Linked DNA regions of Homo sapiens: region 1 is linked to region 2. Evidence: chromatin loops called from intact Hi-C (ENCODE). Cell type or tissue: sigmoid colon. All regions are shown on one strand. Each heading gives the region's core, and the rest is flanking DNA. Links, peaks and the distances in the headings are about the cores only. Region 1 overlaps RNLS (renalase, FAD dependent amine oxidase). Region 2 overlaps LOC101929727 (a long non-coding RNA gene).

The links. Hi-C counts contacts between places; a loop is a spot of excess contacts. Peaks named below come from ENCODE experiments on the same cell type or tissue, not always from the same donor. Only the 100,000 strongest peaks of a DNase experiment are listed, where the experiment ranks them.
Region 1: a loop joins it to region 2, with 1.9 times the contacts of the local background. A loop is called at or near these places in 2 of 110 quality-filtered maps.

The regions. Positions count from the first base shown.
Region 1 is chr10:88,342,839-88,348,226 of GRCh38, reverse strand. All of the region lies in intron 5 of RNLS (renalase, FAD dependent amine oxidase), which reads left to right. All of the region lies in intron 1 of LOC101929727 (a long non-coding RNA gene), which reads right to left. Among named protein-coding and RNA genes, the nearest start is that of RNLS, 240 kb to the left of the region's middle. RefSeq lists an enhancer at 39-702. In sigmoid colon, for the core only: no CTCF peak of the experiment used is centred there; no DNase peak of the experiment used is centred there.
Region 2 is chr10:88,253,759-88,259,146 of GRCh38, reverse strand. All of the region lies in intron 1 of LOC101929727 (a long non-coding RNA gene), which reads right to left. It also overlaps a transcript of RNLS not described here and the pseudogene VN1R55P. Among named protein-coding and RNA genes, the nearest start is that of RNLS, 330 kb to the left of the region's middle. In sigmoid colon, for the core only: no CTCF peak of the experiment used is centred there; DNase peaks (open chromatin) are centred at 2,736 and 4,907; H3K27ac peaks cover 382 bases.

The DNA.
Region 1 (5,388 bases), core at 207-5,206, 89 kb before region 2:
ATGAGAGCATCAGAAAACATGGACAGAGGCCACCGTCTCTGCTGCCAACTGAGAAAGGAAACAGCAAGAGGAAACCCCACTGTGTGTTGGCTCTGTAAAGAGATAGGGATGGCCAATGTAAAGACAGAGGGAAAACCAGCAAGGGTCACAGGTGGGAACTGGCGCAGTCTTTCAGACCTCCCCACTAACAAAGGTCAAGTAATAAGTGTGTAACAAACTATTCTGTAGTGAAAAAACTGCTGTATTAAATATAATAGCAACTTACTTTTGCTATTATAATTACAGTCCTTTTAATAGGATTATTCTTTCTTCTGGGGAGCATTTATAAAGATAAGATGCTAGTTTGAAAATGGGAGGAGAGAGAGCTAAATTACTCTGCCTAATTGAGGAGAAAATTTCAGATATCCTGAGGCAATGGGGGAGGGGAAGGAACAAAGAAAGGGCGAAAAGAAAACCAGGTGGTGGAAGTTCCAGCTTGACCAGAGGGATTAATATGTAGATTTTAAACTTGTTTGCTGTTTAGTTTACTTTGTGGCCCTCCCACAACTCTCTACAACCTCAGTATGGTTCTGGTGTGAGCAGTTGCTTTATATCCATCATTGCTTTTTTATTGGGGGGGGTTGGTGTTTAAATTAAGATAGCCCAGACACTTTTTGGAATATCTAGGATGAACTTAGATAGGAACGTTATGGTTTCTTTAGGTTGGTTCCTTTGCAGAAATTTAGTCTGCTGCCTAAATGGCAATATCGACATCTATTTGATAACCTTATTTTGAATTAAAACAGAGCTCTTCATACTCTGAATCTCAAATATAGAAAGCTCAGCTTGCTGTTTCCATAATACCTGCACCATGTCAATCTGTTCAGAGAGGGAACCTGGAAAAAGGCTGTCTGTGGGACTGAGCTGTTTTGAAGGATCTTGAAGTTAAGTCCTTACTGTGGTCTGAAGTGAAGCTGTCAACACTCTGGGTCGTAAGCCCAGGGCTCAAAATAATGTGAGCTGCTCTGCTTCCCAGATAAGTGCCTGGTTTTCATCATTCTGGAGGCATCTCAAAACCTTTGCAAGTTGAGAACAGTATCATAAAACTGCGTAAATCACAGACTGCTTGTGAGCCTCAGGTCCTGGGAAACAGTAAAGACTTGAGCTGGATAAGAATTTGACAAGTCTTCATTGTGGTCCATTTTTATCTGGGACCATGACAACATTATCCCAAAGAGATGGGATCATTCCTTTGCCTAGAGCTCCCTCAGAAAAGATTTCACCACTTTCCTCACTGTCAAGAATTCCTCTTCAGATCAGTCTAAATGTCTCATGGGCTAAAGAAGTAATACGCTCTGACTGCAGAGCCTGCTGCTTTCTCCAAAATTAGAAGCTTTCTCCATTAGTGGGAATACATGCCACAATCCATCACACATGTGACACATCTGTTGATACTTCTTATCTTGATCAAGATTGAAAATAAGAGACACTAACATCACGGCATAATAGGAATGTGTATTCAGTGCTTGATAAATATTTGCTGAGCCAGTAGTCCTTTTTGCAACTCTGAAATGCCCTTCCCTGCTCCTGAAATAACATTGAGAATTAATACTTCAGCACTGGTCACCCACTTAGCAAGCAAGGAAAAGTAATGGCTAGTCAGCAAATTGTTTATCTCTAAAACAGTCTAGATGTCTGTTACCACTACCCTTTAAATCACATAAAATGAATAAGCTCTTCGTTTAATTGCTGAATCTGAAAGCCACTGAAAAGCATATGTGAGTTCTTCGCAATTAGAATGATTAGAAGCCTCTTTTTGGATGTTCTGTACCATGCCTAGAACACTGGGAATACTTGACTATATAGTATTGTCAGTAAAACCTGAAAAGGAGAAACAAGTATTCTTAGCAACAGTTTTACTGTGGTCTCTGAGGAGTATACATCTGCTTTGAATGATGCCCCGTAACACAAACCGTGATTTCCAAGGTTACACTTCAAAGAATCCCACTGTTCTCTTTGTGAAGGATATTTCTTTTTAATAGTTTGTTAAAGAACAACTGTGCTCCAGCTGAGATATTTAACTTAGAAAATATATGATAAGCTCTGTAAATGTGCCATTTCTCTGCCACAGTTTAGCAATTATCTCTCTTTTTATATCAGAATGATATTAAAATGAAATGCTATCTTGCATTGGAATCTTGCCATAAATGATGAGTTCATATTAACCCAACTTGGTGAGTGATTAATTCTTTATTGTATAATTCATGATTTGGTTTTTATTATTATGAGTGGTAAAAAATAACCAGTATTATCTAATATACTGCAATGGACTTCTGAATCACACAGACCTATTTTCATACTGTAACTCAGCACTTAGAATTAGGTTGAAGCATATGATATTGCTGTCTTTATAGATTAAAAATGGTCCAATATCAGCATTTTCATGTGATTCAACCTAATAGCTCTGTGATCATGATTAATCTTCTTAATCTCTCTGAGCTTCACTTACTTACCTGAACTGTAACTATAATGGCTCCCAGAAATGTTATAAAGATTGAATGAGATAGTATATCCAAAACTTCTAATATCATGCCTGGCACATAGGTGCATAGTAAATGCCAACTTTATAATTGTTGTCACATACAAATTATTTTATGGTTTTGGTCCATTAGTTATATAAATTTTTATTTTGAGAGACAGAAGAGAGAATGACACACTAATAGTGCAGGTTTAGTTAAAAATCACCCTTTGTTAAAAATAATACTTATACTTACACATTAGGAAGGCTAAACAATATCTTATTACCTGAATAAGTTATTAAACTCAGAGAACATGAAGTTAGATGCAGTTCTTTTTATGGGATGTCAAATCATTTTTTGAATAAGAATTTTTCCAAAAAAAATTTACACTACAAATAGTCTGAGAAGACTAAGCACTGTGAAGTAAATCGTTAGCAAATCAAAGAGCTGAGACTAATTCAAGAGCAGGTTTCGAAGTCTGACTGCAGAATCTCACCACAGGAAATCACTTCATTGCGTTTCATAAATACTTTATATCAGTTAGCATTTTTAACTCTGTTCAGAATCACCAATCCATCTTTTTGCCCAGATGTGACATTATTGAGTAAATTGAGCCTAAAGAGTCCTTTGGTTTATTACCAGTAAATTTCTTGTTATTAAGTGAGCTGAGAAGGCTTTTATATGCCCTCTAAAATCGTATGTGGGCCCTGCTATTTTTAATTGTCATTGCCCCTACAGATTCCATATATGTGCTCATTTATATAATGAGAAGAATCCATATGTACTGTACAGGACATTGAATTCCCTGCATAATATGAATGAATATTAAGCACTGGAATCAGAAAAGAATCTCTTGAAATTCCATTAATATTTATAACTGATCTGTGGGACTAGGGGAATTCTTTAGTATAAAATATTCCAAATTCATGTTTGTAAAAAATGAAGCATCCTTGAATTTAAAATATAGTTTTCCTCACTAAAATAGATTTCTATTATAAATATAGCAAGTGAATTCTTGCTGTTGTTATATATCCTTACATTATTTAACAGAGTCAGGAAAGGCACTTTAGAACCTTGAGGTCAGTTGAACCTAATTCACTCTTTTTTATTAAAAATAAAATGCCTATTTGTTTACTGTATTCATAATAGTAGTTTCTCGGGAGTGGCTAACAATATCATAAAGATTATAGTCCCTCTGATTTAAGAGCTTTTGCCAAAATACCCAGATCCAATCGTTGTTTTTCCTGTCAAAATATAACAGGAAGAGTAACTCCATTTGTCTTATTAGGAAAGAAGATAAGAATGTCCACAGTAAACCAGTAGATTTCCTCCACAAAAGGAGCCAGGAATATTTTGACACTATCATAAATAAAAATTTCACCATCTGCTTAGTCTCAATTTTTCAAATTCAGCATTTTATAATGTCAAGGCAAAAACTTCTCTTTACTAAACCAAATGGATGACAGCAAAGCTTTAGGTCAAATCCCCCAGCCCTGAGATGTATTTTGCTCATTTGAGCAGCTACAAATCTAAAGCTGAACCCAATTATGCAACTGCAGTGATAAAGTGATATCCTTAGAGGCAAACCAGTATGCTGGCTCAAGGGGAAAACCTTGCCCAATTCAGGAAAATAGTCCAATCATAATACCACTTAACACAAAATTTCATAGAGGGCATAATGCTGAGTAGGCCAAAATAACAATGTATAATAAGGGGTGGCTGCATACTGCTGGTGAGTATTGGGAAAGTGGAGCATTTTAGTGGACTGTCATCATAGAAAACCAGGGCTTTTTTAGGCATTGTGGAAGGAGAACTCCAGTGAGAGCCTGGAAAACCAAATGTGAGTTAGGACAAATCCTCTGCTCCAGGGACGTTTCAATTAAAGGACTATTGAAACCCTTTCGTTTTTCCTTTTGGCAGTGCAAATAAAAGCTGCAACAGACTGAAAATCTCCTTGTGTCCCAGGATAAATAGATGTTTTCATGAAGCTTGGGAGGTGTCGGCCAAAGAAAATCTTCTCCCAAACAGATCCTGAAATATATGCAGTCTCACTAAATGTGGCCTTTTCTTTGAATGGACAGAATCTATGGAATTTTTAAAGGAACGAATACAAGGAAAATAGAGGAAAATTATCCCAGCCCTGGACAGAAAGTAGAATTCAGAATATATTTTTGAGAGTTGTTTTACTCCTTTTTTGTTGTTTTTGGAAAATATATATATATGTTAAGATCAAACTTACGTTCATCACTGGCTCTTGATTGCCTACTTTCATTATTCTGAACTTTTTCCTCCCCCATCTTTCCCATTTTTGAAAATGGAGCCACCAATCTCCTAGCTTTTTTGGGCAAAAATCCGAAATCATCCTTGATATTTTCCACTCCTGCACCACAATATGCAATCTGAAACCAAATCGTATTGATATTTTTTTCAAAAATAGACTTTGAATTCACTTCTCTTCATCGTCACTGTCACTGTCAAGACACTGTCTTATTTTAACTGGCTTTTCCATCCTTGCCCCTTTCCAGTTCATTCTTCAAATAACCAGAATGGTTTTCTTAGAGCACACATCTGTTCATGCCACTCACTTTCCTGTTCAAAGCCCTTTAATGCCTTCCCTTTGCACATGAGATTAAATCTCACATCCTTAACATGGCTGGCAAGGTCCTGAATGATCTAGTACAGGGGTCAGCAGATGTTTTATAAAGGCCAGATACTTTAGACTTTGCAAGCCATACAGTCTGTTGCAGCTACTCAAATCTACTGATGTAACCCAAGCAATAGACATATAAAAGAATGGGCGTGGCTGTGTTCTAATAAAACTTTATTTACAAACACAAGTGGCAGGCCAGATTTGGCCTGAAGCCCATAGTTTGCCAACCCCTGATCTCAC
Region 2 (5,388 bases), core at 302-5,301:
CCAACTCCTGTGTGCTTTTCTAAACCAGTGTCTTTGTTGGTGATCATTTAAATAATGATAAGTAGAAAGTAACCAGTGTGTGATAGCATTTGCTACTGTTCCCACAGTATTTAGAATTACAGAATGATTTAAGTCTCCACACAAAGTGAATGTGAGGGAAATCCAGGGCATCCGGAATGCTCTTTAGCTTCAGGGATTTGAGCTCGCCAGTAACAGAGCATTAAAGACTGCACTTTGTTGCCCCACATTTTCACAATCACAGCAGCAGAGCACCCTAGGTCTCTGGTGAAGGAATGACCCTGTCTTTTCCAATACCCAGACATCAGAAGAGTGGATGTAGTTCCTAAAACTCCTAAGGTAAGAGTTCCTCTGCAGAAAATAATCAAACAGTTCCTACTATGACCTGATGGCAGCTTTTAGGCCTGGGGTTTATTCCCAACTACTGCCTTATCTCATCCTGTGGCTGCAACTTATTACTTTTCTCATTATTTCAGTTTCTCTGTTGGTAAAAGAGAAGAAGGAATGTTTGTTACCATCAAATAATGATTGCACTTTGCATGGAGATCTCCCAGTGATGGGAGCAGCCATGATTAGACAGTTTATATGCATTGTCTCACATATTTCCCACAACAGTCCTAGGGGGAAGGTAATATTAATCCTCTTTTTATAGTCTTGGAAAACTAAAGCTAAGAGAAATTAACTAATCTGCCCACATGTATCAGAGCAAGTGAGTTGTGGAGTTAGGGTTCAAAACGGACTCCAAAGACTTCTCTGTCCACAAGTCAAATTAGATTTTATTTAATAGGATCCAGAATACATAATTCTGAACATTTATCTTTAGTGCCCAAAGTCCTTGAGAAATATATGACTAAAAGAATCTCTTACAGGAATTTGCACCAATGTCACCGTCAGTCACAATATTTATAAAGTACCCTTTATGCCCTGTATAATTGCAGTAACATTTTGCCCTCTAACCCCCCTTTCAGCTTCTCAAAACTCTATCCTTATCTATTGCATTTTATTCTCCCAGAAATACTGTGATTTCTCAGAGACGAGGAAACTGGCACCCACAGAGGTCAAAGGACTTGCTAGTCAATTATAGAGTTTCCTGAACTTTATCCAGTAAAATTTCTTGTGGGGGAAAGGGTGTGTGTTTATGCACATGTCATTCAATTAATTTCAATGGATTTTTTTTTAAGTAAAGGAAAAAGCATTACAACAAACCACACAGTACAGATTTGCTTCTAATGTTAATGCGCTTCCCCTTTCTTCTTCCAATTCCACCCTCCCAAAGTCATTTATAGTCATGGATTGGTGTATAATGTTCCACTCCAGACTGTGAAAGTCCATGAATTGAAGATAATATCGTAGACTGAGTCCTGAAGTCCAAGGAGTTAGGAAGTGTGATTTTTTACTTTTAGCACAGGAATCCACCTGAGATTTTCTCACTGGCCCTAGAGTCTATTTCTCTTCCCCTGTTTACCCCATTACTGAATCTCCTTTCCTAGCTATAGGTCTCCCAGCCTGACCATTTAGAAACTAGGCTCTAGGGATTCATCGGCACTGACTGAGTTTGGTTTGTTCCCAGTTGTCATTCACTTAACATACTATCTGCTCATCTCAGTGCCTAAAACATTGTGAGCCAAACCCACTCTATCACCCTAGCCAGCTGCCCATCAACCTCCTCTGAGGGTATTTTGTGGTCTCTAAGGATGCCTTTATAAGAACTTTAAATTGGGAGTAAAGCCAATATAGTGTGCACGCTATATTGTCCTGATATGAATCTGGCAGAGTTCTCCCATTAATCCCTTCCTACCATTCTCCTGACATGGTAAGAGTCTCTCTTGGTCTCTGTCCTAAAATTGTTTTACAATCATTTAACTTACACTCACATCACATCAATTTTGACATCGTAATGTGATTTGCATTGATTTGAGGCTGCCATCAGGATGAGCTCATAACTATGTCAAAACCTCCGTTGAGTAAATAAAGAACTGATTTTGAACGTGGGGAATGATGGAGGATGGAAAAATCACAGAAAGAGACCAGAAACAATACAAGCTCAGTAGGGAAATTTTAGACATCAAACATTTTTTTTTTTTTGGCACAACACACCAAAGGTCACTAGTCTCCCACATCAAATACACAGACCATTTTTTTAAACAAATCCATTTTAGTCTGAGTCTTGAAACAAGCCTAAAATATGTGATCTTGCAAAGATTTTAGGATAATTTTAATTTTGTTGTTTTTAAAAAACGAAGGAGGAACTATTCGAGATGTCAGAGGAGTGAGGGAGGGTGAATGGCCCTTCAACCCATCCAGAATGGTTGACGTTTGAATAACTGATCATGAAGAGCAAAATTCCAGAATCATATTCATTTTCGGGACTAAGATGCCACCAGAGGGGCAAAGCAGGCTCCAAAATGTGGCTTTGTGCCTGTTTTTAAAAAGCAAGCAGCCTCTTTCGTACTCAATTAAGGCTAAGTGTAGCACCCTACACTCTGCCCAAGATACAGCCTCCATGTTTATCTTGGCAACAATTCAAATGGAGGTTTGTGAGGGAGGGTTTGGCCGAAGGTGGGCGGACCCCGCATGAAAAAGTTCCTTCGCCCATATCCTCCTGTCTGAAGAAGGCGGATGGAGACGGAAGGTTTTCAGGCCGAGTTCCCGCCGACCTTAACTGGAATAACTTGCTCTCTTTCACATCTGCAGCTGTGTCCTCCTCAGGGAGTTGTCCGACTAAATGTGATTTTAAACATCTGTCAGCTACATCAGAGCTCCAAATTTAGCACTCGGAACATTATGTGGATTTGTGATGCTCGCTGGAGAACACTGGAACCGTAAACCGAGCTCACATGAGACAGGCGGGTGGTACGCGGGTTGGTAATTTCATCTATGACACATTGAATTTGGCTGCACATTTATGAATGTTATGTAAAGGGAAAGAGTGACCATTTCCTTGCAAATAGCTTTCTGAGTTGCCACAAGATCAATATCGAGAAGGGAAAGCCTTTACACTAGGAACGCTTATTGTATTCCTATCCAATCATTTGCCTGGAATTTAAAAATATTCCCCACGGGCTGGTTTTGTCTGAATTCCCTGAAACTTATTCTCCTCCCTGAGCTGCCTTTCTACTCCAGCTACAACTGTGCTCCAGTGTACCCATCCTAGAGGAAGATGAGTTCTGCGTAATTCTTGATTCCTGTTTGCCACCTTTGAAGATGTCCAGGGGCATGTGAGAATCCTCACAGGGCTGCTTTCCCTCCACTGGGTTGGCATTTCTGAAGAGATGTGCTGCCCTAGGGGGAAACTGTGAGACCAGTCCTTCCACGCAAAAACTCTCTGCTGAAGCAAATCCCTGGATGATTGGCTAGGAATTCTTAGTACACATGAAGGTTTGTAACCAATTCTATCAATTCCCAAAATCATGGTGCCCTTGAAGACAGACATGGAGAGACATAGCCCTGCAATTCAGCCTTTGTTCCTGATAAATGATTTATCGTAATATCACAGCAGACGAAAACTTGTGCATTTGCTTTACTTAGGTTGATTGGGTTAGTACAAATGCTCACAGCCTCCAACGTCTAGTTGTTCATTAAGCCTTTTCCACAGATAGAGTTAGTTTACACACCCCATATCACCCCTCTACCCCTACTCCTCCTCCCTTGCTCCCAAGGCAGCCTGTGTGTGCCTCTACTCTGATGTTAATGTGTGGTGTTATTAGGGAATGTCTTCAAATGCCTCTGTGATCTCTAAGGAGGCAGACATGCTGTTTGATTTGTCCTGTATTCCCGGGATTAAGACAGGCCCATAGACTGTGGTCAACTAACATGTTAAAGATAGTGAATAAATGCATGAGTGACTGCCACTAGTTTGAAATGTTTAAGAATATACCAACTAGAAGCAATGAAAGGTGGTTCCAGGAGCACAGTTGATGGCAAGAGGAGAATTCTTACAAATGTATCATGAATAAACCACGGCTGGATCATGCAGACATGTTTGTATGCAGAGAACTGACTCAACACAGGTCTTCCTTGCTGTTGGAGAAAGGGTAGGCCCATCCGAGGTACCAAACACCAGGCAAGGACATCCATAAGCCAAGACACAAGGAAAACAGTACTGTCTATATGGGGTCACTTGACGGGGGTTAAGCAGGAAGAGGCTTGTGCCTCAAAATGTCTTATTTCTGGCATCTGAAATGAGAGTGTTTTATATTTATTCTCGGAAGGCATGATGTTTCTTCCCTCTATTCATCCCACTTCTGTGATGACACACTTACCTTGAGAGTCCACATAGGGAATAGTTAAGACCATAGACTGTAAAATCAGACAAGATCAGGGTTCAAATCCCAGTCCACAATTCATTAAGAGGTACTATCTTGAGAAGGTTACTGGATCTCTATGTTAGCTCGTTAGGTGATTGAAGGTATTAAATACCCGGTGTGTAAATATCTGATACATCACAAATGTTCCATGTCATTAATATTATTATTCTTATAATTAGTTTGGACTCTTGCTTGCAAGTGACAAAAATGAAACAAAGCTGGCTTAAGCAAAAAATACAGGTGTGTCTCACAGAAATCAAGAGCAGGAATATACCTGGGCCTCAGGGAAGTTCTGTCACCTCTGCCCTTCTCTGCACATCTGCTTCATTCTCCTCTCTCAGCTTCTTCTCTTGTTAGGTCCACAGCATTGTTGGAGAAAACCCACTTCTCCACTCCTAAGCTGACATGTTGCAGGTTCAGCTACCCAAAAAGAAACCAACACAAGTCCTTTTCCTGGCCTTAATTTCATAGTTTGGGGAGAAAGACTCTGACTCATCTTGCATCTAGTGCTACTCCTGTTTATTCAGTGTGGCAGGAGTTAGTCATAGGTAGAGGCAGGGTCACAGTTACACCATGGCCCTGGGGGCTCGCTTCATTGCCAGGAGGCAGGAAGAGAGGGAGGGCAGCTGGATATGCTGGGGAGAAATCAAGAAATGGACAGATGCTGCAAAAGCTGCCTTCAAACTACTATGAGAGTGAGAATGGGACATTAAAAAATGTGAAGATGTGCAAAATGTTCTTCTTTATGAAAAAGTCCCACATATTGCATATATATTATGATCATAACTAAACTCACTTTTAAAGGTAAGGATTTATAGAGGACACAAAGAAATTGTTTTTATGCTATGGTGGTGAATTTTTAATGCCCTTTGATTTAATAACAAAACTTTGTTTAATGTGGAAAGCTCCTACAAAGATTAATAACCCTTGAGCCTTTGCCACCTAACACCTTAGCAAGGATTAGTTGACAACTGGCTGAGGTCCACGCCCCAGGGGGACAAACCCAGGCCAGGAGGAGGGGAGGGAGGGGGGCAGGAAAATGCCAAGGGCTCTGGGGCCAAGC